Linked DNA regions of Mus musculus: region 1 is linked to region 2. Evidence: chromatin loops called from intact Hi-C (ENCODE). Cell type or tissue: left cerebral cortex. All regions are shown on one strand. Each heading gives the region's core, and the rest is flanking DNA. Links, peaks and the distances in the headings are about the cores only.

The links. A loop is a pair of places that touch in the nucleus more often than their neighbours do. Peaks named below come from ENCODE experiments on the same cell type or tissue, not always from the same donor. Only the 100,000 strongest peaks of a DNase experiment are listed, where the experiment ranks them.
Region 1: a loop joins it to region 2, with 2.6 times the contacts of the local background. A loop is called at or near these places in 4 of 42 quality-filtered maps.

Annotation. Positions count from the first base shown.
Region 1 is chr7:16,055,930-16,071,268 of GRCm38, forward strand. It overlaps a transcript of Zfp541 not described here. Among named protein-coding and RNA genes, the nearest start is that of Zfp541, 8.2 kb to the right of the region's middle. In left cerebral cortex, for the core only: a CTCF peak has its summit at 7,759 (motif pointing left); a DNase peak (open chromatin) is centred at 5,640.
Region 2 is chr7:16,254,027-16,269,365 of GRCm38, forward strand. C5ar1 (complement component 5a receptor 1) reads right to left here and starts at 5,312. Exons shown (of 2, transcript NM_001173550.1): 1 at 5,119-5,312. The coding sequence starts at 5,121. In left cerebral cortex, for the core only: CTCF peaks have their summits at 9,175 (motif pointing left) and 11,416 (motif pointing left); a DNase peak (open chromatin) is centred at 9,155.

The sequences.
Region 1 (15,339 bases), core at 4,062-12,061, 200 kb before region 2:
GTGGAAGACACCAGATGTCAATCTGTTTTCCGTACATACATGTCCTAGCACCTGCATGCACACATGAGCATGGGTTGCACATGCACACACACGTACGTACAAACACACACATGCATACCACACACATACACACACACACACACACACACACAAACACACAACTACAAACCACACACATACCACACCACACATTCACATACATACACCCCCCCACTCCCACACACACACACACACGAGTGCGCACATACACACACTGATGTTAATTGTCAACTTGACAGTATCCAGGATCACCTAGAAGAGAAGACAAACCTCTGGGCATAGTCTGTGACCAGACTTTTGTTTTAACCTTTTGTTCTTAAATTCCATTTACAAATTAAGACAAAGTGTTTCAGATCAATGCTTTTTAAAATATTTTATTTTTTATATGCATTCATGTCTGTACACCACATGAGTACAGTGTCTTTGGAGGCCAAAAAACGGGTATTAGATAACCCAGAGCTGGAATTACAAGCAGATGTGAGTTGCCCAGATGCTGGGGACCAAACTCTAATCTTCTGGAACAGCAGTATGTGCTCTTAACAACTGATGTAATTTTTCCAGCCCAAATGATTCTTGTCTTAAGGGTCTGTTTGTCTTTATTTTATGTGCACAGGTGTTTTGCCTGTATTTATTATTGAGCTTCCCATCATCTACCTCCATGAAGTGCCCATGGTCGTCTGAAGAGGGCGCTGGATCCCTTAGAATTGGAGTTATAAATGGCTGGGCATCACCATATGACTGCTGAAATCGAAAATCAGAGTCTTCTAGAAGATCAGCCAGTGCTCTTAACAGCTGAGCCATCTACACAGCACAAATTATTATTTTAAAACTATTTCCCACACACACACACACACCTCGTGTGTGTGTGTATTTTGGTGTATCTCAAGCTGCTCTCAAGCCCGGTATGAACCAAGGAGGTCCTTGAACTCTTGGTGTTTCTGCTTCCACTTCCTGTGTGCCAAGATTACAAGTGTGCATCCCCACACATGGCTTGACCTCTGTTTTTGAAAGTAGATAGACCCTAGAACTTGGGTCCTAAAAGAGCTTCCCCTGGGAGGTTGCTGGGGAGGAGGAGATGGGTTTTGCTCTGTGCTCTGCAGATGGGTATCAAGGATTTCCAAATGATGACTTCCTCCTGCTTGGGAAGAGGAGGCTGGGTCAGTGGAGGAGGGCAGATCAGGCAACATCAGCTCAGTTCTTTCCAGTTTACTGGGAGAGACTGTCCTGTGCTCACCAAAGGTCTGAGGTTTCAAATTCAAGCAAAACCCGTCAGGCTGGCTGAGTGGTTTCCTCCTGCAGGTTCTGCCAGCCTGGAGAATACAGGAAGCTGAAGTTTGGTCAGGTGAGTACCTGGGAGGACCAGAGTGGTGAGGAGGCTAAGGGTGCCTGCAGGAAGTGATTCAAATGATGAGTCACCAAAGGAGGGGCTGAGCAATGCCGAAGAAAAGATGGCTGAGAAGAGCAGGAGGCCTGTGCTGCTGGAGTTGGTCTTTAACTTGTGCATTGCTGGGGCAATCTCTGATTTTTTTTTTTTCTATTTCCTTGGTCCTTCCTTGTCAGTGATCACACTGGTAGGCTTCTCCAAGGCCTGACCTTCTCAGAATGCAAATATGGGATACCCTAAGCCTTTCCTCTTCTGTCCTGTCTCTCCAATGTGCTCATGTGGCTGAAGAACCATGCTCTACTGAAACTATGCTCAGGGCTCTGGAGAGACAGCTCAGTTATTAAGAGCAACGGATGCTCTTCCAGAGGACTTAGGGTTTGATTCCCAGTATCCATATGATGGCTCACAACCATCTGTAACTTCAGTTCCAGAGCATCTGATGCCCTCTCTGACCTCCACAGGAACTAGGTACACACACTATACATGCAAGCACAACATTCATACATGTGAAATAAATAAATAAATAAATAAATCTTTAAAAGTTTAAAGACAAACAAGCCAAAGAGATAATCAGGAAACGCTAGCATGTCATTCAACTGGTGGAGTGGTTGCATAACATGAATGATGTCCCACGTTCCGTTTCCCGTAAACTGCTCTGGTGTTGCATGCCTGTCCTCCTAGCACTAGAGAAGTGGAGGAGGAACAAAAGGACAAAATCATCCTCCCCCTTAGTGAGCTTGAGACCAGACCCATGACTGACTGGTTGGAAGAAATCCCTCCAAAACCGTGATCCAAAATTAACTCCCCTCCCATATATGGTTTCTATTACATATTTTGTCACATGATACAAAGGTAACCAATACAGCACACCGTGTTCAGATTTCCCCACCTTCTCCCTATGTAGCTCAGGGTACAGCAGTTCTGTTTATGGCCATCAGAACATGTGTTGGAGACGGTTTACAACATTGTGGACCAAGGAGCAGAGAAGGACTGCGATTTGGGTGTCTGTCTGACAGTGACCTACTTCTGACAAACAGCTGTCCCTTCAAAGTGCCATCGCCTTCCCCAAACAGTACCATCTGCTGAGAAACAAGTACACAATACATGCATTTGCTGGGGACCATTTTTGATCAAATGCTAATGTCTGTATATGTTAAATAAAACCACAGATGTAGCTGGCAAGATGGCTCAGTGGGTACAGGTGCTTGCTGCCAAGCACAAGGACAATCCATGGGATCCACATGGTAAAAGGAGAGAACTAACTGACACAAGCTGTCCTCCACACACATGCTGTGTTATGTAGGAACCCCTACAAAATAAATTAATGTGATTTTTAAAAAAGATTTATTTATTTTACTTATGAGTACATTGTAGCTGTCTTCAGACCCATCAGAAGAGGGAATTAGATCCCATTACAGATGGTTGTGAGCCACCATGTGGTGCTGGGAATTGAATTCAGGACCTCTGGAAGTCAGTGCTCTTACCTGCTGAACCATCTCTCCAGCCCAATAAATGTGATTTTAAATACATAGAACAAATCTCCTCACTTTCATGTGTGTGTGTGTGTGTCTGTGTGTCTGTGTGTGTGTCTGTGTGTGTGTGTGTTAGAAGCCAGAAATATGTGTCTACTGTCTTCCTCAAACATGTTCCACCTTGCTAATTATTTTTTGGTATTGCTGAAGATTGCACTCAGTATCTCTGAGTAAGAGATGCACACTCTAATACTGCACTCTATCCCCAGCCCTCCTCATTATGTTTTGAGACAAAGTCTCTCTCTCTAACCTAAAGATCACTTAATGGCCAAAGAGCTTTGGAGATCCAGCCTTCCCAGAAGGCACCAGTAGCTCTGCTTGGCTTTTTACATGGCTACTGGGAATCTTAACCCAGGGTCTCATGCTTGATCAGCAGGCAATTTATCCTCTGAGGCATCTCCTGGATCCCTCCCTCAGACGGAATCTTAATGTTTTGGCTTTTGTATATTTTTAGATTTATTTATTTTATGAGTTATTTCGAATGCAGTTATGTATGTATTGTGCCTTGTGCTTAGGAAGTCAGAGAGGGCATTGGGTCCCCTAGAACTGAAGTTACAGATGGTTGTGAACTATGCGGGTGATGGAGACTGAATCTGGGTCCTTCTTAAGAGTAACAAGTGCTCTTAACAGCTGAACCATCTCTTCAGCCCCATGAATGTTATGTTCAATGAATTTCAGTTCTGATCAAATGTAAGTCTCAACTTCGTTACAGAAGTTCTGAACAAAATGGTTCCACCTGGGCCAGTGAGATGACTCATCAGGTAAAGGGGCTTGCTAACTAAGTTTGATTAGCCAACTGGAACTCTCATGGTGGCAAAAGTGAACTAACTTTGGAAATTTATCCTCTGTCCATTATACATACACTGTGGCATACTGGAGCACCTGTGCGCTTGTGACACACACATACATACACACACACACTAAATGAGTAAATAAAATTGTTTAAAAGATGTCTCTGCTTTTATTTTGCCTCTTTGGTTTTTCAAGATGGGGTGTCTCTGTGTAGCCTTGGCTATCCTGAAACTCACTTTGTAGCCCAGGCTGGCCTCAAACTTATAGACAACCTGCCTGTTTCTGCCTCTCATGGGTTGGGACTAAAGACCACCACCCAGCTGATTTTTTTAAAATTTTTTTTATGTGCATCGATGTTTTGCCTGTGTGTATGTCTGTGTAGGGGGTGTCAGGTCCCCTGAAACTAGAATTACACACAATGTGAGCTGTCATGTGGGAGCTGGGAATTTAACCTGAGTTCTCTGGAAGAACAGCCAGTGCTCTTAACCACTGAACCATTTCTCCAGCCCACAGATTTATGTTTTTTAAAGAAAGTGTTTTGTTTTGAGGATTTATTTTTTACTGGGGCCAGAGAGATGCTACAGAATTCAAGAGCTTTTGCTGTTATTGCAGAGGACTAGAAAACCTGGAGAGATGGCATGGCGGTTAAAAAGAGTTTATTGCTCTCGTAGAAGACACAGGCCATTGTAAGCTGCCTGATATGAGGGCGATGGACCAAACCCTGGTCTTCTGCAATGACAACAAACTCTTCTAGCTACTAAGCCATCTCTCCAGCACCAAATCTGTATTTCAAAGCACTTTAAAAATTTTTAATATGTGTGTGTCTGTGTGTGTTTATGCATGTGTGTCACAGTGTGTATGTGGAGGTCAGAGGATAACTTCGGGTATTGGTTCTCTCCTTCCACCGTGTAATTCAGGGATGGAACTCATGTTCTCAGCTTGCTAGCCAGTGCTTTTAGGGGATAAGCAAGCAAAACGATGCTTTTCTTTTTTTTTTTTTAATTTTTACACAAGGTCTCACACTGTAGCCTAGACTGTACTCAAACATGTGGTGATTCTTCTGCCACAGATTCTCCAAGCGCTGAGTGGCACAGTACTTTCATACAGCCATTAATAGTATATCTATTTATTTGTCTCCATATTTGTAAAATTACCAACAGTGGAAAAAAAACCTGAATGTGATAAAATGTGGCTTCATGAATCTTCTGTGAGATGTACAGACAGAATAAATAGATCACTGATCAAGAACAGAGGGGAAGGACTGTAATCAAAGCTACTTCAGGGGCTGAGGCTGGAGGATCAACCGGGGCCTGACTGGGCTGCAGAATAAGACCATGCCTCAAAAATGTATCAAAGGGAGTTGAGGACATAACTTGGTGTTAGAGCACCAGGGTAGAATTTACCACTAAGGACCTGAACTCAGCAGCAAGAACTTCCCTAGAATCGCCCTCAGTGAAGGGCTAGGGGCATGACCCAGTGGCAGTGCCCCTGCCTAGAATTTCTGAAGGCTGAGGATGGGGTTCAGGGCAAAAGCGCTTGTCTAACAATGAATGAGGCCATGGATTCAACCCATGATATTGTTTAAAATATTAATAAATAAATAAGTAAATAAATAAGCCAGTCCTGCAGTTCCTGCAGCCAACACAACATGATCTCCGCTCCCAGCGATCAGCCTGCCCAAGAGGATGCGCAGAACGGCTTTAGTGGTCTCCATCATTCAGGGAACACTGCTGTCACCAGGGATCTATACTGGAGGGTGTCCAGTGCACACAGGCATTGTTTTCATGAGGACTCAGTTCTTCTTAGTTCACGCCCCTCCCCCTGCTGCCCTTCCCTTTTGCCCCTTTCGCCCGTATCTTCCAACCGCCCGCCTCCCAAAATGGCGACCAACCGCCTCCTTTCCCGCCCCGTGGCGGGTCACATGACCCGCAGAAGCCACGCCTCTCTCCCCTAAGCCTCGGGGAGCCCGGCCCAGAGGCACGCGCCACGAGCCCGGGCCGCGCGTGCCTCGCTCGCTCGCGGCGACGACGCCGGGCCATGCCTGCGCGCACACTCCATGGCGGGCGCACGCGCCAGGGGCCGGGACCGGGCTGCGCGTGCGTGCCGGGCGTCGTCCGGGCGCCTCGCGGCTGACGGGCGGCCGCTGGGAAGGCCCCGCGAGGCGCGAGGCACGAGGCCCGGCGCGCGAGCCCCCGGGGGCGGGTAAAACCCGGTTGCTGCTGCCCTTGCCCCTTTCCCCTTTCCCCTCTCTCCCTAGCCCTGTCTGCCCGCCCTTCCCTCTCACCTCAACCCCTCGTCACCCTCTCCTTGGCTTCGTCTTCCTCCCCGAGCGCGGGCCTGTGTGGCTCCTGTCCAAGGACGCCGCTCAGCTCCGCGTCGCGCACGCTCCTTCTGCACCCTCGCAGCCCCCTTCCTCCTTGGAAAAGACTCTTGGGGTGCCCCCAGCCCACTGCACCCACCTTTATTTTCTACCCGATCCCTACCAGGTCCCCCAACTGCCCCCTCGCAGTGCCCCAGCTCGCGCCGCGGGCCCTACCCGACCTCTGCGACTTCTGCACCGCGGCCTTGCATTCGCAGGCCCCTCTGCTGACCGCCCCCTTCTTCCTCAGGTGTCCCGCTTTGGGGGACCCGGATGTATCTCTTTTTGAGGATCTTCCAGCACGAACATCAAACTCTTCAACTCTTCCTTGATCATGCCTCTCCCTGTGCTTTTTCTAGCAAAAGTACTATTTTTGTTTTCAGCCAATATCTCCCTAGTTTCCAGCAACAAAAAAAAAAAAAAAAGAAAAGAAAAGAAAAAAAGAAAGAAAGAAAAATAATAATATTATTATCTAGGCTACAAGCTCCCCTTTTGGAATACTTACCCAATACAACCAACTCATGTTTTTTCAAGTTTCTTTTCTAATGTGTTTGCTTCTCTAACCCTCCCTTCTCACTTTTCCAACAAAAGTTCCTTTTCACCAGTTCTGCCCCCATTAGATTTTGCCCCACAAAACCCTATAGGTACCTCTTACCTGGCTGGGGTGGTGGGAAGGGAATAAGGTGGGTTTTTTTTTTTTTTTTTAAAGACGTAGTAATTTCCTCTATATTTCTCTCTCCAGCTTAGTATTGCTTCACTTCCTCCTCAAATTGTCTTTCTCCCCAGTTTCATACCTGTTTCCTTGCTTGTTTTGAGATCCAAGGTCTGACTTCCCCTGCTTTTCACTACCTGTTTTCAGGGCAAAAGATATTGGATGAGTTTTCAAAAATGACCACCTCACCCTTCCAGGAGGAGATAGTGAAGGCCTGATTACCACCTGAAACCCCTTCACAGTGGGGCCTAAGCCAGGCCCTCCTGTTTCCTGGAGAGTCACTCACTTGCTTTTCTGGTGAGTTTTCTTCTTTTGTACCTATTCAAAGACACCTGCTGGTTCTGTGGATCACTTCCCAGCCTTTCTCAGCATTCTTGCACTAGTGTGAAGACCATACATGTTGCTAGCAAAATCAGCAGAAGGATAAGTATAAGCATAAAGTCATTGGAAGAGAACACAGGGCACATGCTAGCTGACCCCTTCTGAGGAAGGCAGGATCTTTTATTAGATTGACGTATGTTTTTATTGATGATATTCATTTCAAAACAAAAACCTTTTACCTCTTCTGCCAGATCAGGGTAGCAACTCATCCCTATGGGGACAAACAAGTGAGGGATCATACTAGTAGGGATTATGGCAATTCAAATTGTGTCCTCTCCATTGAGTGATGGCAGCTAGTGCAGGTAACCAAGCACAAATACCAGGCCAAGTTTGCAAGATTTTTTTTTTAGGCGAGGCCTCTGGTTTATTAACTGTCTCTATGTGAAAGTTAAATTACTAATGCTAGCAATGAATTTAATAGTTTAAGTGGCAGGAGCTAGAAAGATGGCTTATTGGTTAAGAATACTGGCTGCTTTTCCAGAGAATCTGGGGTCAATTCCTAGCACTCAAAAAATTCAGTAACTATCTATTAGCCACGTCCCAGGGGCTCTAGTGCCGCCTTCTGGCTTCCTTGGGCACTGCATGCATATGGTAAAAAGGCGTGCATGCAGGCAAAACATCCATACTCTGAAATTTAAACAGCAGGGCAGGAAATGTAGCTCAGTTGTAAGAGTAGTTGTCTAGCATGCATGAAGCCCTGATGTGATCTCCAGCACTACAGAAAACCTGGCATGGGCGTGCACATCTATTCTCCCAATACTTGGGAGATGGAGGCTGGCAGATCAGAAGTTTAAGGTCATTCTCTTCTTTGAGTTTGAAGCGTACAAAGGGATAAATATAACTGTCTCGAGAAAACATAAAAAAAAAAAAAAAAACCAGAGTACTTTTCACACCAGTAATCCCAGTACTCAGAAAGGTCTTGTCTCAAAAAAAAAAAAAAAAAGTGAGACCTCAGAAAATATGTTTTGGGCTGGGTGTGGTAGTGCACAGTTGTAATCCCAGCACTGGAAGCAGAAACAGGCAGATCTCCGAGCTCAAGGCTAGCCTGGACTACATACATAGTGAGTTCTAGAACAGCCAAAGCAATTTAGAATAACCTTGTCTTGAGAAACCAAGATATAGAAATAGATATAAGTTTTAGGATTAAGAAGTTTGTTAATTTTGCAGTGCTGGGAAGCCAGCACAGACCTTGAACATGCTAAGTAAACACTCTGTCACCAGAGGTAGGGATTTCTTTTTTTATTGGAAATATACTTACCAGGGTGAACACCTTAGAGGACTTTTTCTCTTTAGAATATCAGGTGTTAAACTTTTTATCCTCAGTAACCTGTTAGTTTGGTAAGGTAGCACATACCAGTAATCCCCAACTAAGGAGGCTAAGGGAAAAGCTACACAATGGGACACTGTTTAAGGAAAAACAAAAACTTTTCATACTTGAGAATCCCAGAGAGTTTTGATGTAAAATATATAGATCAATATTTTCTATTAGAATTTCAGTTAAGTTATTGGGCATCTCCATTCAGCCTTCTGAGATATTAAATGTATTGAAGGTATTATCTTAAAATATTTCTGGATTTTTAAATTTGCAATGGTATACCATGCACAAAGCACTAAGTTTGATCCCAGCACTGCAAAATTAAGATAGTGACTAGACCTTCGGGAACAGCCCAGACACACAGGAGATCAGTAGTTAAATACAGTCAGATGTGGCTTGTTGAAAGTTTTATTGTTTGTATGAAGTATACATGAGAAAAGCTAGATCAGGGTCCCCCAAAATCTGAGTGAGCACAGTGGGCTAGGCCTGTAATTCCTGTCACTGGAGGCTAGAGATTGCTTGACTCTGATCAACTTGGGAAACATAGTAAAGCCCTGTCTCAGAAAGACAAGAATAGGCTACAGGCCTTTAATCTCAGCAGTTAGGGAGGCAGAGGCAGACAGATCTCTGTGAGTGAAAGACCAGCTTGGTCTATGTAGTAAGTTCCAGGCCAACCAGAGCTACACAGTGGGACCCTGTCTCAGAACCAAACGAGTAAATAATTCATTCTATTCTTCATGGCAAAATACAATAACAAATGAACAATTCCGTATTAATATAAATGGCATCCTAATTTAAAGCTATATAATAGAAATTTAGTGCAAAGAATAATGTTGACTTATATTTCTATAGTCAGGTGGAGTCTCATACCTGTCTCAGCACTCAGCTGAGATGCCATGTCATGTATCTTCACTGAGAATAAACACATGGATGTTATCATAAAATAGCTTTGACCACTGAACTTCCTGAAAGATTCTTGGGAGACCTTAGGTGTCTTCTGTATTTACCCTAGTAAAATAAATTCACACCTTTAATCCCAGCACTGGGGAAGCAGAGGCAGGTGGATTTCTGAGTTCAAGGCCAATCTGGTCTACAAATGGAGTTCCAGCACTGCCAGAGGCTACACAGAAAATCCTTGTCTCAAAAAAATAAAATAAAATAAAAACACTGGCTGTTCTTCCAGAAGACTGGGGTTCAATTCCCAGCATCCACAGGGCAGCTCACACCTGTCTATGACTCCAGTTTTGTGGGATCTGACACCCTCACACAGACATACATGCAAGCAAAACACCAATGCACATAAAATAAAAATAAATTATATTTTTTAAAAGAAAGAAAAAATGTTGTTTTAGGTTTTGTGTTTCCCCCTTTTTTGAAACAGGATCCCAGGCTGAAACTCATTGTGCACTCATGAGAATGACCTTGAACCCTTGGTGGTCCTGTGGCTGGGGTTGAGGTGTGTGCCACCATACCCTGACTGCTATTCTAGATCTCAGTGCTTCCTTGCATTCTCTGCTAGGACCAGCTCCTGGGAAGGAAGAACTTTGATGTCTCCTTTTCTTCTTTAGTTGACTCGATGCTAAGGTTTTCCTTTGTGGGTATTCTTCAGATTCTTGTGTGAAATATTTAAATTCATTCTCCATGTCTCATTTTTTCTTATGGCAGAACTTTGCTCTGCAGCCCATACTAGCCTAAAACTCTCAATTCTCTGTCCCAGTTTTCCATGTGCTAGAAATACAGTCATCAGATAAAATCCAGTCATTAAATAAGTGATCAGAGGAAATGAGTCAACCCTCATGTTAAAACTGTGTTAACTAGAGGAGGTCTTCCTTGATTGTTCAATCTCAGAATGCAAGGCAGAAACCCAATGTCAGGTATGGAATAATAGCACAGTAGAGAGCTGAAGTGTGAAGGCTTCGCGATCAGACTGCTCAGGGCAGGATTCTTGTAGCTCTGAATTGGGATGAGTTATTCTCTGGATTTTCTTTATGTCACCCATGACAAGGTTAAAAATGTAGCACATGCTTCAGAGAGGAGCTAAGGGAACTAAAAATGGTGTGTGAGGAGCCTCAGCAGGACTGGGCATATAATAGAACCTGAATAATGTCCATGCTACTATCATGAGAGTAATTATTACAAGGGTATGCCAGGGAGACAAGTGGGGACTATGGGCAGAAAAGGCTATGAGCTCTGCTTAGAGGACAGTTATACCTGACTCTGTCCTGTTGTTCACTGTCAGGGAATAGCAAGTCTAATAGTTCAAGAGGTGATAGAAATCTGTATATGTAGAGGAAATTCTGTCTAATTGTGCTAGGAATAGAACAAGGAGAGTGCATTTATACAAGTAGTTGAACTACTGAGCCTTGTCTCAAGCCCTTACTTTTTTAAAGACAGTCTTACTATGTAACTCAGGCTAGCCTTGATCTTATGACCCTGGTGCCCAAGTACTGGGATTATAGGCAAATGCCACTGTGCCTGGGAAAAATAGATCTTCATTTAAAAAATATAGGCCAAAGAAAGCAGGTCTATAATTTATAATAGGTCCTATTTAATTCATTTATTTGTATGTAGTTTGACACAAGGCTTCACATTGACTTGCTATATAACAGCTGAGGCTGGCCTTGAACTCCAGATCCTTCTACTTAGCCGTGCACAGCTTATTTTATTATAATTATTGTTTATTTAAGATAGGTCCTTTCTGCATTACATTGGCTGGCCTTAAACTTACAGTGATCTTTTATATCTCTTGAGATTACAACTATGATATCATGTTTGACCTGACTGGCATTTATTTTGGTGTGTGTTATATTTTTTAGTGTATGTGCACATACACGTGTGTGTCATGTTGTATAACATGACAAGATGCATTTTTTTCAACTGTTCTCCACCTTTATTTTTGAGACAGGGTCTCTCATGAAACCTGAAGCTCATCCATTCCGTTGGGCTGGTTAGCTAATGAGCTTTAGGGACCTTGTCTCTGCCCTATTCCCAACCCCTCCACTCATAGGGTTTGCCAATGTGCCCACTTTAGACTCATTTCAGGGATCCACACTCAAGCTGTCATGCACACACAAGAAATACTTTACCAACCCAACCTTCTCCCTAGCTTGTGATAGGCCTCTTTTAAAAGACAAAAAAAAAAAAAAAAAAAAAAAAAAAAAAAAAAGCATTACTTTGCTTTGGATCCCCAGTGTTGAATTAAATTGTTTTCTAAACCATTCAACAAGACATTCGGTTGGTTTTTTGGTTTTTTGGTTTTTTGGATTTTTGGTTTTGGTTTTGGTTTTTTTGTTTTGTTTTGTTTTGTTTTTTGTTTTTTGTTTTTTGTTTTTGTTTTTGTTTTGTTTTTTTGTTTTTTGTTTTTGTTTTTGTTTTTTTGAGACAGGGTTTCTCTGTGTAGCCCTGGCTGTCCTGGAAGTCACTCTGTAGACCAGGCTGGCCTCGAACTTAGAAATCTGCCTGCCTCTGCCTCCTAAGTGCTGGAATTAAAAGCATGTGCCACCTCTACCTGGCCTCTCTTCTCTTCTCTTCTCCTCTCCTCTCCTCTCCTCTCCTCTCCTCTCCTCTCCTCTCCTCTCCTCTCCTCTCCTCTCCTCTCCTCTCCTCTTCTCTTCTTTTTCTCAACAAGTCATTCATGATGCTAAAACAAGCCATATGGTTTTAAAGCTCACAGCCTTTATGCAGCTATAAACCAAAATTAAATTGCAAATGAAATGCAAACAAGGTAGCCCAGCCAGTTTAATCAGATTGCATACACTAATTTAATAAGGGGGATGGCTATCTCGATGTATATTTAATGTTCCTGGAAAGGGCTCCCTTGTTGATTGCCTTGCTGCCCCTTTTTCTTTTAGATTATCTTCAGAGTAAAAACAGAAAATGACAAGATCCTTATTTAAAAGCAACGTAGGTGGTGTCATTTCTAGCACTTGAGAGGTATAGGAAGGAAGATTATGAGTTCTGGGCCAGCTTCTAGTACATAGCAAGTTAAAGGTCTCAAGTGTCTTATAATGCAGGACCTGTAGCTTGTATGAACCCATGCTAGCCCAGCTTTTTATAAGAATGATGAGGACCTAAGCTCTGGTTCTTAGGCTTGTACAGCAAACACGTTATAGTAAACCATATCTTCTTCACATTAGTTTTTCTGAACCAAGTCTTCCTGAGCTTGGAGCTTATCAATCTGGTTAGACTGGCAAAGCAGCAAGCCCCAGATTCTTCTGCATCACCTTCCAGCATTGTGATCAAGGGTGTACACTGCCATACCTGGGTTCTTATGTGAGTGCTAGGAGTTGAAGTCAGGTCCTCATGCTTATCAGTTCCGTTCTGTCAGTTTAATAGTAAGTACGGTAATGACAAAGCTTCTGTTGGTCTTAGGTTACTCCTGTGAAAGAGTTGTTCAACCATCAATAAAGGAGTTCAGTATCTACAATAAATAACCCCAAACCACCAAACCAAAACAACCAGTGTTTGCAGCTGACCCCTGTCCAGGTATGGAGCACCCTTCAGTACTGCTAGGCAGTACTTCAGTACTGCCTTAGCCTTCACTCCCTGCTTAAGCAAAACAGGCTAGAGGGGACATTCAGGGCCTTGTCAGGTCCTTTCTGCGCACGTAGTCATAGCCGTCTAACTTCCCAGAATGATACAGAGCAGCTTCAGAGGGAGGGTAACTAAGCCCATGTTTACTCTAGTGCCCACCCTTGGTACAGTGTGGCTCTGGGGTTCCTGACTAATGTGTGATGTCTCCACCATTACCACTACAGCTCTCTACACAGAATACACAGCCCCACCTTAGTGCTTTCTGTATGTCTCCTATTCTTTCCCAACCTGACAAGCATGGTCTTCCAGAATGCCACATAGAGGAAATCATACAATATATGGCCTTTTCTGCTGACTCTCATAATCTCTGCATTTCTGGTCCTTCCCTTCCTTTGTGATTTGATAGCTTATTGCCTCCATCCCCTTAAATTTGTTCTATTTTACATGTATGGGTACTTTGCCTGCATATATGTCTATGGAGTTCAGAAGAGGGCATCAGATCACCCAAAATTAGAGTTGCAAATGATTGTAAGCTGTCATGTGGGGGCTGAGAATTGAACCCAGTTCCTCTGGAGGAAAATTCAGTGCTCTAAACTGCTGAGTGATCTCCAGTCCTGGTTACTGCCTTTTTGTTTGTTTGTTTGTTTGTTTGTTTTTGAGACAAGGTCTCACTATGGGACCCTAGCTGTCTAGGAATATGCCAGGTAGACCAGACCTCAAATTTATAGAGATCTTCCTGGCTCTGCCTCCTGAATGCTGAGATTAAAAGCATGCATCATCATGCACAATATTCCACTTAACTGTCTTTTTAGTACTGAATAATACTCCATTCACCTGTGAGAGATTCTTGATAACTTCCAGGTTTGACATCTATGGCTGGAACTGTCATGAAAACGTGTGTGCAGGTTTTTGTGTGGTCATGTACTTTGAGCTATACAGGTGGCTCCAGGGAGAGCGGTTGCTGGGTGGTGTGATATGATTGTGTCTAGTGCTGCGAGAGACCTAAGATGAAAGCTTCTCAGAGTTGTTATCCTGCAGTGCACCATCACCCCAGCTTTCTGTTTTGGCTTAAGGTTATCAGTTCCTGCCCCAGACTGCAGCAGCTGTCCTCTTGCAGCTCATCTCCATCCTGAGGAATTCCCAAATTAGATAAAATAAGGTCAAGACCTTTGCCATGGGCTTTCAGGGAACCAGGATAGGTCAGATGGGAGGCTGTGGTTCTTTAAGAACAAATTCTACTCTGTTCTTTCAGCATCAGGAACCCATACCAGACACATAGCTAACTCTTCATGACCACTGCTGAGCCAGGGAGTGGGATGGGCTAGGGTAAGTTAGAGCTCTGCTCCATCCAGCAGGTCATATTTTCCTGTAGAGGCCTGCTGGGCCCCTGAACCTTTCACCATTACTAAGAGTTTTAATAAAGATTTTTGTTTTGTTGGTTTTTCAAGACAGGGTTTCACTGTGTAGTCCTGGCTGTCCTAAAACTTACTTTTTAGACCAGGCTGGCCTCAACACACATAGATCCATCTGCTTCTGCCTCCCAAGTGCTGCAATTAAAGGCATGTTTCATCACCACATAATAAAGTTTTGTTGTTTTGTTTTGTGTTTCTGTGGTAAGATAGGTGAGAATTATTTGAATTCAATATGAATTTAGTATTTTCTTTCCCTTCCTTCCCTTTTCATTTCTCTCTCCTCTTACCTTTGCTTCCCCTCCCCATCTTTCTCCTCTCTTCATCCCTATCTTCCTTCCTCCCTCTTCTCTTTTCTTTTCTTCTCCTGCTTGTTTTTCCTAGGCCAGTCTTGAACTCCTGGATTCAAGGACTTGTCTCGCTCAACTTCTGGCATGCTAGAAGTATAGGTGGGCACCACTGCATATCCCCTTATCTTTTAATTTGTTTTAAGATCATTCATATATTCTTCTGAGTGAATTTTGATAATCTGTCTATTTCTAGAAATTTGCTCATTGATTTTTTTGTATCTGAGTTCAATGACTTAACACATTGGGTGTGTATTGTAGCCTATCTTCTGTGTGAGTGCACTGTCTAAACACAGTTCTTCATAGTACTTCCTTGTAATCTTTTTTATTTTTAGAATGTGGTTAGTAAAACTTCCTCTTTTATTCCTTTTTGGGGATCAGGGTGATAGGACTATTGAGACAGCATCTCATGAAACACAGGCTGGCCTCAAACTATCTATTTACCCAAGGATATCTTGCCTCCATATCCCAAATGTTGGGACTACAGGCATGCCTGGTTTATGTGATGCTGAGTGGAGCCTAGAAGTTTGAGTGTG
Region 2 (15,339 bases), core at 4,428-12,427:
GTGGCAGGGGAGGACAGATCTCTGAGTTTGAGGTCAGCCGGGTTTATAGAGTGAGTTCTAGGACAGCCAGGGCTACACAGAGAAAAACAAAAAGAAAGCTAGAGAGAGACAGACAGACAGACAGACAGACAGACCCAGGACCCAGCCACTCATTTCACTCTGGCTCACCCTCAGTTCTGTATCTTTCTACTTGTTACTCTGGGCATCCCCACATCCCCAGGGTCCCATGCTCAGGTCACTTGAGGATTAATTCTGGGCCCTATAGGAAACCTCACAGCCTGCCCTCTGGGTATTCTCAAGGCCCCAGACAGGGTGGAATGCTTCTCCTGGCATCTGCAGATCTCACCATCCTTACTACAATGACTCAGACTTCTGACACGGGCCTCTCTAACCCCATCTCTCATCCTTGCCGGCTGACCTTCTCCTTTCTTGCTTCCTGACATGATCTCACCCTGTCCTTTTCGTGACTTCATGAGGCAGAGAAAAAGATGCTGATCGTAAACTCTGTGGTTTCCTGGGGCTTCCAGATACAAACATCTCAGGAAGCTTTGGCCTTTACAGAGTTCCTGCGAGGAGGGGAGATCGGCTGAGTGCACTGCATAACTGTGATCCCAGCACTCGAGAAGCTCGGGCAAAAGGTGCTTGAATTTGGGGCCAGCCTGGGCTACCAAAATTCTGTCTCCAACATAAAACAAACAAATGAAGACGGATATGAAGATGAAGAATTAAGAAGGAGGAGGAGGAAGAGGAGGAGGAGGAAGAGGAGGAGGAGGAAGAGGAGGAGGAGGAGGCAGAGGAGGAGATGATAATGATATTTTGAACTGACCAAAAGGGACTGAGTAACTTAGTAATAGCCTCTAGGCAACAAAGCACTATGCAGTTTTTAAAAGAATAAGGTAGTTGTTAATGAAATGATACAGAAAGGTCTTTGATATCTAGGGAAACTTTGTTTAAAATAGGAAATAGCAGTGGACAATGCACAATGTATATTACCTGTAGAAGGAAGGATGCACAACATGTGCATGAATGTGTGTGTGTCCATTCACGTGTACATACAGACTAGCCTCACATACTGACAGTAGTGGCTGCCTCTAAGGAAGGGACTGGGACTCGGGAATTAAGAGAGTTTTCTCCTGGGCTGGAGAATGGCTCAGCAGGTAAGAGCACTGACCGCTCTTGGAAAGTCCTGAGTTCAAATCCCAGCAACCACTTGGTGGCTCACAACCATCCATAATGAGATCTGATGCCCTCTTCTGGAGTGACTGAAGACAGCTACAGTGTACTTACATATAACAAATAAATAAATCTTTAAGAGAGAGAGAGAGAGAGAGAGAGAGCACTTTCTCCTGTTTATATGGTTCTTGGATGTGGAATACAATATATGTAACATATTATATGCATACATAATTTGAACTATTATAGAAGATGTCATTGTCCCTCCGTATACACAGTGTCCATGTCTGTGGACTCAACTAATCATAAGGTCAAAATATTTTTTAAGGAGAAAAACAATTGAGAAAAAAAAGACTAAGAAGGAAGTGGAGAGATGGTTCAGCAATGAAGAGCACTGTCAGCTTCCGCAGAGGACATGTGTTCACTTCTCAGCACCCAAGGGGATCTCACAACTGCCTGAAACTCCAGCTCCGAAAATCCAACACCTTCTGTCCTCTGAGGGCATCTGCACGCGTGTGACAGACAGACTCAAAAGCGTACACACAATTAAAAACAAATCTTGTAAGACAAATAAATAAATGATATAAAAATAGTTGCTTAAAGAATATGAACTATAGCCGGGCGTGGTGGCACACGCCTTTAATCCCAGCACTCGGGAGGCAGAGGCAGGCGGATTTCTGAGTTCGAGGCCAGCCTGGTCTACAGAGTGAGTTCCAGGACAGCCAGGGCTACACAGAGAAACCCTGTCTTGAAAAACCAAAAAAAAAAAAAAAAAAGAAAAAAAGAAGACTATAAACTATTATACAATATAATATATAAAATGAACATATATGTGTGTATATATCGAGAGAGAGAGACCAGAGGTGGAGCAGGAGGACAGGAAGTCAAAGCTATCCTTGGCTACATAGTGAGTTCTAGGTTCAGCCTTATCTACATGAGAACCTATTTCAAAATAACAATAATTAGCCTGGGGCTGGTGCGATGGCTCAGCGTGTAAGAACACCTGACTGCTCTTCTGAAGGTCCTTAGTTCAAATCCCAGCAACCACATGGTGGCTCACAACCATTCGTAAGGAGATCTGACTCCCTCTTCTGGAGTGTCTGAAGACAGCTACAGTGTACTTACATGTAATAAATAAATAAATAAATCTTTTTTAAAAAAACAAAATAAAATAATTAGCCTGGTCCATAAGTTTACATGCTTTTTGTATTTTCTTTTGAGACAGGGCCTCTTTCTCCTGAGTGCTGGGATTACAGGTATGGGCCACTTGTGAGGGGCTTTCAACTGCTCTTTTCTTCATTTAACACATGCAACCCTCATTGGGCTGCTACTATGGCCACACCCACTCTACAGATTTTAAAAAGTGGGGCTCTAGGTTAGTTAGAAAGCCTCCCAAAACCTATCAGCAAGAGCAGGGGTGGGGCCGAATCCCAAGAGCCTTCTCTTTAAAAGGTTATACCGCCTAATGCGTGGAATGCCATTGGGATAGTATATGTCTGTTCAAAGGCTGTGTTGCCCTTGAAATACATGGATATTCTACAGCTCCTTTATTGATAGTTTGCTATGTAGTAAATCTAAAGTGCTTAGCAAGAGGACTAGCATACAATAAGCACTCAGTAAATGCCTATTCACAATATTAAAAAAAAGTATTCATTCAAAGCTAGGCAGTGATGGCACATGCCTTTAATCCCAGCACTCAGGAGGTAGAGGCAGGAGGATCTGTGAGTTTGAAGCCAGGCTGGTTTATAGAGCAAGTTCCAGGGCAGCCAAGGCTACACAGAGAAATCCTATCTTGAAAAACCAAAAGAAAAAAATTATTCATTCAAAAGAAAAATTATGTTTAGGGGCTAGCCACGGTGGTATATGCCTGTGATCCCAGCACCAGGGAGCCTGAGGATAATCATGTGATTTAGACCATTGGGCTACATAGTGACATCCTGTCTTAAAAGATCAAGGACTGAAATGTTGTAGAGCCCCTGCCTAGAATCCCCCAGTGAGGGGCTGGGGGCGTGGCTCAGTGGTAGAGCCCCTGCCTAGAATCCCCCAGTGAGGGGCTGGGAGTGTGGCTCAGTGGTAGAGCCCCTGCCTAGAATCCCCCAGTGAGGGGTGAGGGGCATAGCTTAGCCATAGACTACTGGCCTAAGAATCCAGTCACGGGCTGCAGAGATGGTTCAGCGGTTTAGAGCTCTGACTGCTCTTCCAAAGGTCCCGAGTTCAATTCCCAGCAACCACATGGTGGCTAATAACCATCTGTAATTGGGTCTGATGCCCTCTTCTGGTGTCTCTGAAGAGACAATACTACTCACATATATAAAATAAGTAAATCTTTAAAAAAAAAAAAAAAAAAAAAAAAAAAAAAAAGGGCTGGTGAGTTGGCTCAGTGGGTAAGAGCACCCGACTGCTCTTCCGAAGGTCTGGAGTTCAAATCCCAGCAACCACATGGTAGCTCACAACCATCTGTAACAAGATCTGATGCCATCTTCTGGAGTGTCTGAAGACAGCTACAGTGTACTTATATATAATAAATAAATCTTAAAAAAAAAAAAAGATACTGACAGCCTATTCCAGTATTTAAAACAAACAAACAAACAAACAAAAAACAAAAAACTCAGTCACGCCCCAGCCCAAATCAGGGACTCTACAGTTCGGGTGGTCAATAAAGTGACTTCGTCTTCAGAAACGTTGTGTAGAAAGGAAAAAGAACCCACCCTGTTCTGGAAACCCCAATTGCTCGGGGCAGACACAGGATTGGATGGGACAGAAGAAGGATGAAGAAAGCGTGTACCCTCCCTGTCATCAAGTTTTCCGTTTCCTCTTTTGTGTGGATGAAGCAAGACCGTATCCTCTGTTACAGTGGGGCCAAGTCGCCGCTGGTCTAGCACCATGCCTCAACGTCAGGTCCCAGGCATGGAGAGGGACCTGCCTAGAGGGTCATGGCCATTAACCACAGAAGGACCCAGGCCATCAGTGCTCCCATCTGGGCTTCCTCTAACTTTTCTGGGAATGGGCGTTCTTTCAAACTGGCTGTCAAGACTCTCAACATTGACCTTCCTTAGACTTCTTTACATGTTTACCAGGCTGGCCTCGAACTCACAGAGAACCTCCCGATTCTGCCTCCTGAGTGCGGGATTAAAAGGTGTGCGTCACAGCACCCAGTCTCTGCTTGGTAGTTTTAGACTCAGCGTAGGAGACGGAACCCTGGGCCACACTCAGGCTAGGCAGTGAGCTACAATCCCAACAGGTTTCTGCAATTGTTTCATTCTTCCTTCCTTTATTCACACTGTTTGAGTTTTTGTTTTGTTTTGCTTTTAGTCTTTGAGACAAAGTCTCAACAAAGTTGCCTAGGCTCGCCCCAAATCTCAAACCTCCTGCTAGGAGCCAGGATAGCAGGTTTGAGCCACCACCTTGGCTAGTTTGTAAAATTATTTTTTTGTTCTTGCTTTTCTGAAGTAGGGTCTCATGTAGTGTAGCCCAGGTTAACCTCAAAATTACTATGTAAGATTGAATTTCCAATCACTCCCACCCAGCTGTACGAGGTGCTGGTCATTGGACCCATGGCTTCCAGCTCTCCCACAGAGCACTCTCACACCTGATCTCTACCTCCAGCCCATTTGTCTCTGAACACAGTATCTCATAGTGTAGCTCACACTAGCCTAAAAGTCACTATGTAGCCTTGACTGCAGCATCCTGCCCCGGCCTCTTGAGGGCTCAGATTACAAGTGTAAATGAACATGCCCAACTTCTAGAACTCTTCAGTGAGGAGAGCTGACTCCAGGGTCTCCTGTCCTGAAGAACCTTCTTGAGCCTACATCTTGGTGAGGCCGCCGTGGTTCCCATAAATCCCCTTAGTCCGTTGGCCACATCCCATCTCAGAGTGTGAGCTCAGGATGGGAAAGGAGCTAGAAATGGGCAAAGAAAGTCAGACAGGGAGAGGAATCCACTCACCATGTCCTGGCTCCTCCTGGGTTCTGTGGTAACCAGCGACGGATGCCTGAAGGTCCCTGTCACCCAGGCTGTGCCTTTTAAACCCTCAAGAAGAGATGCAGGCAACTGAGAGGAAATGACTGTCTTGTCTCCTGGAGGTGCTCATTGGTCACTCACTGACCATCCTAGCTGAGGCTCCCTCCACCGGTGCTTACCCAGTACACCCTCAGCACCACCCAGTACCAACCAGCCAGGGGAGAGATGTCAACTTGGAAAAGGAAGGAAGTCTCTGGCCCCAGAAGGGGAAAAGGCAATTTCCAGGACTTCTTCACTTTTGGGGACGCAGCTGCTTTTCCTGGCCTCGTTCCCCAATCTGAGGAGGAGCCTACCTCTTCTGAAGGAAGTTTTGGAGTTTCTGGGGTTTCTACATGACAGAAATAATGACCACAGCTCCCCAGCCTGGTGGCTTTTATAGCAAGAAAGCACACAGAGGGCTGAAGAGATGGCCAAGGTCTTGGCGTTTTCTCTTAAGGGGGTTAGGGAGATGTGTTAACTCAATGCTAGCACTCAGGAGACTGGGGCAGGAGGATCACCCTGGGCTGCAGAACAGGACCTGTCTCAAATAATAAAGCAAAGCATGCTGGGATCATGGCTTGGTTGGTTAAACACTTGCCTAGCATGTGCAAAGCCCTGGATACCATTCCCAGCACCGCATAAAACCTGATGTAGTGCTGCATCCGACCCCAGCACCCAGGCGGCTGAGGCAGGAGAATAAGTTCAAAGCCATCCTCCTGGCTGCACAGTAACTTCTAATCCAGAGTAGGCTTTGTGAGATCCTTTGTAGCAGTGGCTCTCAACCTTCCTGACACTGTGACCCTGAAAACAGTTGGTTCCACATATTGTGGTGACCCCCAACCACAAAAGCATTTCATTGTTACTTCATAACTGTAATGTAAATATCAGATATACAAGATATCTGAGATGTGACACCCTCCCCCCAGGGGTCAGGACCCACAGGTTGAGAACCTGTGCTTTTTAGCAAAGACAAAATTGGCTCAGGTTAGGCACAATTATACATGCCTGTAATTCTATTACTTGGACAAAAGCAGGAGGATTAAAAATTCCAGGCCACCTGCATAGGAAGGACCAATTTTTTAAAAAAATAAAAATAAAACAAACCTATGGTCACATGTGTGGTACGCAATCCCAACACTCTGTAAACTCATGGTCAGTAAGAGCCACATAATGAAAGCCTATCTCAGGGCTGGGGGGCGTGGAGCATAAGAGATGAAATGTCTTATTCTGTCTTAACAGCCTAATTAATCCTTTGTTGTGTTTTCTGTTTGTTTGAAACCTGAAATCTTCTATCTTCTCTCTTCTCCTCCCACATCCTACCCTGAACACCTGATGCATCAGCCACGTGAGACCACAGGACCCCGGAACTCCTGTGAGTATGCAGCGAGATGGGCCGTGAAAGGAACACACTCCGGAGATTTCAACGATGTCTATAATCTCAGCATTTGGGAGGTGGATGCAGGAGACACCATAGCTCAAGTTCATTCCTAGCAATACAGACAACCCGAGACACCATCTCAAACACTCAAAAACAGCCAGATGTGGTGGCACAAGCCTGTAATCCCGACACTCAGATGGCACAGACAGGCAGTCCTCTGTGAGTTTGAGGCCAGCTCGTCTACATAATGAGTTTCAGGCCAACCAAAGCTATATAGAAAACTACCTCAAAACAAGAGTAAAAACTAAATAAAGTAAATATGTAGCTTTACTGATTTGTTTTCTAAACTTGTGTGTGTGTGTGTGTGTGTGTGTGTGTGTGTAGGTCAGAGGACAAACTTGTAGGACTTATGTCTTTCCACCATGTTGGTCACAGGAATTGAACTCAGGTCAGCAGGCTGAGCAGCAAGCACTTTACCCACCGAGCCATCTCGCTGGCCCCTTTTCTTGGGCAGGGCTGAAATTTTTTGACTTACACAGTGGAAACCAAACAAAGCTGAAAAGTCTCATGACCCAATAACATGGGAAGTGTGAGCTGTCCCTTATCTACAGCCCCAGTGCCCTAGGAAGCCTGTCCCTTGCAGGAGTGCATGAACCAGCTGAGCAGGTGGCTGTAATCCATTGTTCCCTCAGGGAAGCTGAAAGTCCACCATAGGGTGGCAATCAACAACTACTACCCTGTGGTGCTGAGTGAGGCCCCAGGCTGCAGCCACAGTGGCTTCTAAGGCAGGATGTGGTGGACTGGTCATTGCAGAGCTGAGATACAAGTGGCCTTCCATGCTGATCTGATCCGGTGGGCTTGCAAGAGGTTCTAGTATTTGCTCTGCCCAAGAAGCAGGAAGCAAAAGACAAACAAACAAACAAAAAAACACAGGGGGGGGGGGAGAGAGGGGGGAGGGAGAGGGAGAGAGGAAGAAGAAGAAGAAGAAGAAGAAGAAGAAGAAGAAGAAGAAGAAGAAGAAGAAGAAGAAGAAGAAGAAGAAGATGATAGAGGAGGAGGAGATGGAGGAGGAAGAGGTGGAGGAGGAAGAGGAAGAGGAGGAAGAGAAGGAAGGAGGGGGGAAGGAGGAGGGAGGGAGGAGGAGGACTGTGGGAAGTGCCAGGGGGTGGAGAACTGACTGTTGAAACCTGTCTTCTGACTGCTACTTGTGCACCATGTACCATGGGTGCACACAATAGATAGATAGATAGATAGATAGATAGATAGATAGATAGATAGATAGATAGATAGATAGTAAATAATATAGTTTATTTATACATGTCTATCAAATATATTATATATACTAAACATATATTTATTATATCTTTATAGAATATACATTTACAATATATTATATATAAAATAGATACATTATATATAAGATATAAAAAATAAATTATTTAAATAAAATAAATAAATAAAATGGAATTTTAAAAGCTAACTAATTAGGCTTGGGCATACAATAAACAAACAAACAAGTAAAATGTAATTTTAAAAGTTAACCAATTAGTCCAGGCCGAGGTGACGCAAGCCTTTAATCCCAGCACTTGAGGAGGCAGAGACAGGCAGATATCTATGAGTCTAAGGCCAGCCTGATCTACAGAGTGAGTTCCAGGACAGCCAGGGATACACAGAGAAATTCTGTCTTGAAAAACAAAAAGAAAAAAAAATTAACTAAATAAAAGAGATTGTGTTAGTTTTCTGTGTTGGCTGTAACAAACAATCAGAGGCTTGTGGCTTACAAGGCTGAAAATTTACAATCACTCTTCCAGAATCCATAGGTTCGAGAGTCATGGGGTCATGGGGATCCAGGAGAGCCCGATAGAATGTCCCAGGAGGGTCTGGATCTCTTTTCCAGTTCCTTGTGGCCACTGGCTGTCTCCTTCCTCACACGGCCCTTCTCCTCCGTGTGTCCTCCTGACTCGTCTATGGACACTAAAACCCCCGTTTCCAAATACGTTTATATCCACAGCTTCTGGGGTTTTTTGGGGGGGGGGTTGTTTGTTTGTTTGTTTAAGGTGGGGTCATCATTCAAACCACTCCACGGACCAAACTGTTCTCCAAAGTGGAGGGGTCATTTCAAGGCATGTTCTTGTTATTGCCACTAGAAGATTCTATGACTCTGAAGCACCTAACGTGAGCAGGGTAAATGGATCCTGGATCTTCTGAGATCATCCAGCTCTTGCTTGCTATTCGAAAGGTGGTCCCATATCCTCTGCCTTGGCCCCTCCTGTGTAGGAAAAGAATGCAGGTGAGGGACCTGAGGGCATAGCTCAATTGGTATTGAGCTTCCTTAAAATGCAAGGAGTCCTGGGTTCGATCCCACAGCACCACAAAAACCAGATGTGTGACACATGCCTGAATCCTAGCACTGGAGACGCACCGCAACTATCATCCTCCATATATATCAAGTCCAAGGCCAGCCTAGGCCACATGATACCCTGTCTCAAAAACAGTATAAAGAAAACGAAAGACATTCAAGCTGAGTTCAGCAAGATGCCTGGGAAAAACTAAGAATCCAGCCATTGCTTGGAGACATGATAAAAGGTTTGTCCTGATTATCAATGCACAGCTGGTGCCCTCTAGTGGCGGCATACCAGCTACGTTCTTCTTGAGAGCTCAACCAAGTTTATGACTGGAGACTTTGGGGTTTTTTTTGGGGGGGGGGGAGGTGTTGACAGCGAGGGTAGAGCATGGGGGTGGAGTTTTTTCCGTTTCCTTTTGGTTTCTGTGTTGCTTGCTTGTTTGTGTTTGTTGTTTATTTGTTTGTTTTTCTCTGTGTAGCCCCAGCTGTCCTGGAACTCACTCTTTAGACCAGGCTGGCCTCGAACTCACTGATCCACCTGCCTCTGCTTCTGCCTCTACATTGCTGAGAATAAAGAAGGTGTGTGCCACCACCTCCCGGCTGGGGCTTAGTTTTTTAAAAAATATATAATGTGTGAGTGCTTTGGCTACACCTATCTTTGTGTGCCACGTGTGTGCCTAGTACAAAAAAAAAAAAAAAAAAAAAAGAGGATGTCAAATTCTCATGGAACTGGAGTTACAGATGGTTGTGAACCTCCAAGCTGGGAGCTGGGAATTAAACCCCAACTCTCAGTGCTCTTAACCTATTAAGCCATATCTTTAGCACCCTGAGGGCTTTTGGTTGTGTGTTTGGGAATCAACTCAAAGTCATAGCTTAGGCACTGTACCATTTGCCTACAGCCACACCTCAGTGGTTGAGTTTGAAGTGTCTGAAACCCTTCAATGGAGGCAGAGAGGTTGTCTTTGGAAGGAAGTAATTTATATTCTCTAATGTGTTCTTTTGGCCTCAGAATCCTTGTAGAGCTGAAGATGACTTTGAACTCCTCATCCTTCCGACTTGACCTGGGGTTACAGCAGACTGCTACAGTATCAGTTTATGTGGTGCCAGGGATGTCCGCCCCGCACCCCGGGGGGCTTCCTGTATACTAAGCAACTGGTCCACACCACAAGCCCTAGTCTCTCACTGTAGCTAGAGCAGTTGAACTTGCCACTCGAGAAGAAAAAGGAAGTCTGGAAGTGGGCAGAACCAAATGATTAAAAAACAATACATCTACAGAAGAGTCTCAGTATTGCTTGGGTTCCCTCTAAGCAGTCTAAGGTAACAGGTGGGAGGAAGTTTATTTTGAAGGTGTCTAAAATTCCCCCAGTGAGAGCTGGGTTTGTAGCTCAGCTCTAAAGTTCCTACCCTAGAATCCCCCAGTGAGGGGCTGGGGGCGTGGCTCAGTGGTAGAGCCCCTGCCTAGAATCCCCCAGTGAGGGGCTGGGGGCGTGGCTCAGTGGTAGAGCCCCTGCCTAGAATCCCCCAGTGAGGGGCTGGGGGCGTGGCTCAGTGGTAGAGCCCCTGCCTAGAATCCCCCAGTGAGGGGCTGGGGGCGTGGCTCAGTGGTAGAGCTCCTGCCTAGAATCCCCCAGTGAGGGGCTGGGGGCGTGGCTCAGTGGTAGAGCTCCTGCCAGGATATGGGAAGCCCTAAATTCAACCTCTTGTTCTGCAAAAGAAAAAGGGAAATTAGGGACTGGGGAAATCTTTCATTGGTTATAAGTACACTGTAACCCTTCCAGAGGTTAGGGACTCCTAGGACGGGAGCTCACAACAGCCTATAAGTCCAATTCTAATGATCTTCTGGCCTCTTCTAGCCTCTGTGGGCACCTGTACACATGGGACAGTCACAAATCATAAAAATGAATCTTTAAAGTTTAAATTAAAAATGATTTCAGTTTTTCATTTAATGTGACTACTAAACTTATAATCCTTGAGTGATGTGCGCTTTCATTCTGATAGGCAGTGTTGTTCCCTTCCCCTCTCCTCCTCCTCCCCCTTCTCCTCCTCCTCCTCCTCCCCCTCCTCCTCTGTCAGAACGGATCCTCAAAATCACCCACATTTTCTGTTTTCTAAAAAACTGCATTGCTTTCTGTCAGGAATCATTGGGGGTGGGGGGTGTCTGGTGGCAGAAAGTTGACTTTTGCCGCCCAATGGAGGAATTACATAATACGGCAATCACTCCAACCACTGCAGGGCAGACAGCTGTAGCCAAGGTCAGTCATGGCAGACTGTGAAATAAAAGACAACTCCTTCAGGTATATGGACATATGTGATGACTGGGTTTGTTTGTTTGTTTGTTTGTTTTCTTTTGTTTGTTTTTTAATTCTCCAAAGAGAAATGTTTTGATTAAAAAGAAGATGTAGGGGGACTGGCAAAATGGCTCATCAGTTAAGAGCACTGACTGCTCTTCCAGAGGTCCTGAGTTCAATTCCCAGCTGGCTCACAAACATCTGTAATAGGATCTGGTGCCCTCTCCTGGCATGCCGGCATATATGCAGGCAAAATGCTATATACATAATAAATAAATAAATAAATAAATAAATAAATAAATAAATAAATAAATAAATCTTTTAAAAAAAAGATGTAGACGAAGTTTAAGTAACATCTATGAGTCATCTTTTGTTTTTAAAAATTTATTTATTTCCAGGCCAGCCTGGTCTACAAAGTGAGTTCCAGGACAGCCAGGGCTATACAAAGAAACCCTGTCTCGGAAAAAAAAAAAAAAAAAGTATTTATTTGGTGTATGGATATTCTATGTGCATGTGTACATAGTGTGTAACACATTCATGCAGTGCCATGGGAAGGCACGTTCCTATCAGCAAAGAACAAAACAAGCTGGTTGGATTATTAATATTCATGCAGGCTTCCATACTGCACATGGAAGGCTGGAGCCCTGATGGACACGTTTATAACTGATTTCCTCAAGTTATGTTTTTGCACCTACTGTGGGGGAAGGGTTGAGTGTTCCGCAGCACAGAAGCAGGGGTCAGAGGAAGGTATGAGGGGCTCAGTCCTCTTTCACCACTGAACGTGCATCTTCAGGCTCGCCAACAAAGTGCTAAGCTTGCTAAGCTGCTGTGGCTCCTCTACTCGGATCATTTGAACCAGGCCGGGATGTTGAAGAAATTCTGTGTGTATGTGTGCACACTCATGTTCACGTGTGTGCACACTCATGTTCACGTGTGTGCAGGTATGTATTCATACCCGTGCATGTTTATAAAAGCTAGAGAACAACCTAGGTGTCATTCCTCATGTTCACGTGTGTGCACACTCATGTTCACGTGTGTGCAGGTATGTATTCATACCCGTGCATGTTTATAAAAGCTAGAGGACAGCCTAGGTGTCATTCCTCAGGAGTCACTCACCTGTTGCTGGTTGTTGTTGTTGTTGAGAGAGGAGGCTCCTTCCTGAAGCAAGGGCTCACTGATTTAGCCACAGTCATCCTCCTGCCTCTGCCTCCCTGGTGCCGGGATTAAAGCATGTGCCACCACACCCTGCTTTTTTTGTTTTTTAACGAGGCTTTATTCTGTGACTCAAACTCGAGTCTTGTGCTTACTAGGAATGATTGATACAAACTGAGCTACCTCCCTACCCTCACAAAATACATACATACACACATACATACATACATACATACATACATACATACATACATGCATACATACACACACACATAGTCTTTTCAGACAATCTCTCTACACAAAGTTTTTGAAAACTGTTTATCCTTACAGTTGTGGTAAAATATATACTGTGAGGAGTGGGTGTGGCCGTGGACCCAAGAGGGCGCCCGGGACTGCTGCCAAGTTTTATGACTGGCACCTGACTTCCTCATATCCCTCAAGATAGCCATGTACCTTGAGCTGCATTGCACAGATGCACCATGACGTAAAATCGGATGATGTGACGAATGTAGTCCTGAGCCAATAAACTGTGCCTACATGGACTGGGGTGAGGGGGGGTGGACTGGAGGGGATAAAGGGGGATGGCCAAGAGAGGTCGGGCATTCTTTTTCCTACACATTTGTGAAGCCTGAATAAACTGCCTTGAGAAGGATGTCGGTTTCGTCGCTTCTTTTCTGCTGGTCAGAGACGGTAGCGACAATATACAACATAAACTTTACCATTATAATCTCTCTCTTTTGGTTTTTGGGCTTGGTGACATATGCTTTAATCCCAGCACTCAGGAGGCAGAGGCAGGCAGATTTCTGTGAGTTTGAGGCTAGTCTGGTCTATGCATTGAGTTCCAAAGCTACATAGTAAGATCCTGTCTCAAACAAACAGAAAACTTTAATTTTTTTTTTTTTTTTTGAGACAGGGTCTTGCTGTGCTGGAAGTCATTATACAGCTCCAACTCATGAACATCCTGTTCCAGCCTCCTGGGTGCCGGATGACATGTGTGACCCAGCATGGAGAGTTGTTATAGCTGTTAAAATATTATTTATTTAGTGTATGTAGTGTGTGTGTGTGTGTGTGTGTGTGTGTGTGTGTGTGTGTGTGTCTACATACATGTGTGTGGAAGACACTGGGGGGGGGGGTCAGTCCTTTCCTTTCTATCACTCAGGTAATGACTTTAAAAAGAAAAGACATATTTTATATTTCAATTACGTATATGAATATGTGCCTCTCCTTGTGTGTACATCAAGTGGGTACGTGGGCCCACAGGAACCAACAGAGGGTGTCAGATCCCCGGGAACTGGAGTTACAGGCAGTTTTGCACTACCTGACCTGACTAGCTTCCCTCGGTGATGGAACTATAATCAGGACTCATAAAGCCAAATAAGCCTTTTCTTGCTTAAGTTGATTCTGCTCGTGGTGTTAGTCACAGTGAGACAAAGCAAACCGGGATGGGGCTGGATGGAGTCTCACTACTGGGTGGAGTCTCACTGCTGGACGGAGTCTCACTGTGTAACCCAAGCTGGCCTGGAACTCACAGGGATTCTGGTCCATCTGCAAGTAGGACCACAGGCATGTGCGGCCATGGCCAGCTTCTAGGTGGCATTTTGAAGGAGACAACCATTCAGACCTGAGGCATTCCTAGTGCAACTGCAGACCTAGGCAACAAAGCCACAGCCTTTCCCAGGAAGTCTCCACTAACTTTAAATAGCATCCTCTCAGCAGGAGTTTGATTCTCCTGGAATCATTTTCATATTTATTTATTGAAATTAAGATGAGACAGAATGTCTAGCAATTAGGATGACATTTTCCCTCTTCTATAAATTGTTCAAGTGGTTAATGAACTCGGCTTGTAAACAACTTTAATGATGCAGAAATTGAGCGAATGTGATTTTGTTCTGAGTTTTGTTTTCAGACAGGATCTCACATAGACTATGCTAGCCCCAAAACCCATCGATGTAGCCAAGGATAGCCTTGATAGCCTGGAGCTTCTTGATCCTGCCTCTACCTTCTGAGCACTGGGATTTCAGGTGTATGCCACCATGCCTGGCTGTTGCTATGAGAAAAGCAACTTGGAAGGAAGGAAGGAAGGAAGGAAGGAAGGAAGGAAGGAAGGAAGGAAGAGTTAATTAGGGTACCATCCATCATTGCAGCTTGAGGCAACTGGGTCCATTGTCTTCCACTTGGGAAGTCTTTCTCCTTTGTATTCAGCCGTGGACCCCCAATCCATGGGATGGTGCCACCCACAGGGTGAAGGTCTTCCCAGCTTGGGTGATGACTTTCCCACATCATGCCCAGAGGCTTGTCTCCTAGGTGACTCTAGAGCTCACCAAGTTGAGGACCAAGAGGAACACAGCAAGGCTTTGTATATATGTTTGCCAGGTAGGCAAGCTCAAAGGCATGTCTCCACCGAGGTGTGGCGTCCCATGGCGGCTGTTTTTCCTGTATGGTAGAGTGGTTGAATGAGTGAAGTCCACTGCTTACAGGTCGAGTCACTGAACATAGCTGAAGGAACATGGAACACACTGCAGTTGCCAAGAATAGCACTAATGGGGTAAGCCACTGTGGCAACCAGCATCCTCTATGTTAGCCTCTGACTTGGTGGGTGGGCTTGCCTCTGATACCTCAGAGTAAAACTGATGGGGTGGAGGTAAGACAGAACAGCTGGGTTGCCATTTTCATGGCTGGAGAGCCAAAAGTTAGAGTGTATCAGTTAGATGGGTGCTTAAAAGCCATTGACTTGAAACCCAGAGTATGAATCAAGATTGAGGCCGGGCGTGGTGGTGCACGCCTTTAATCCCATCACTCAAGAGGCAGAGGCAGGTGGATTTCTGAGTTTGTGGCCAGCCTGGTCTACAAAGTGAGTTCCAGGACAGCCAGGGCTACACAGAGAAACCCTGTCTCGAAAAATCAAAAAAAATTTAAAAAATAAAAAATAAAAAGAATCAAGATTGAGGAAGATGAGGACAGAAGGGCTAGAGAGATGGTTAAGTGGTTAAGAACACCATCTGCTC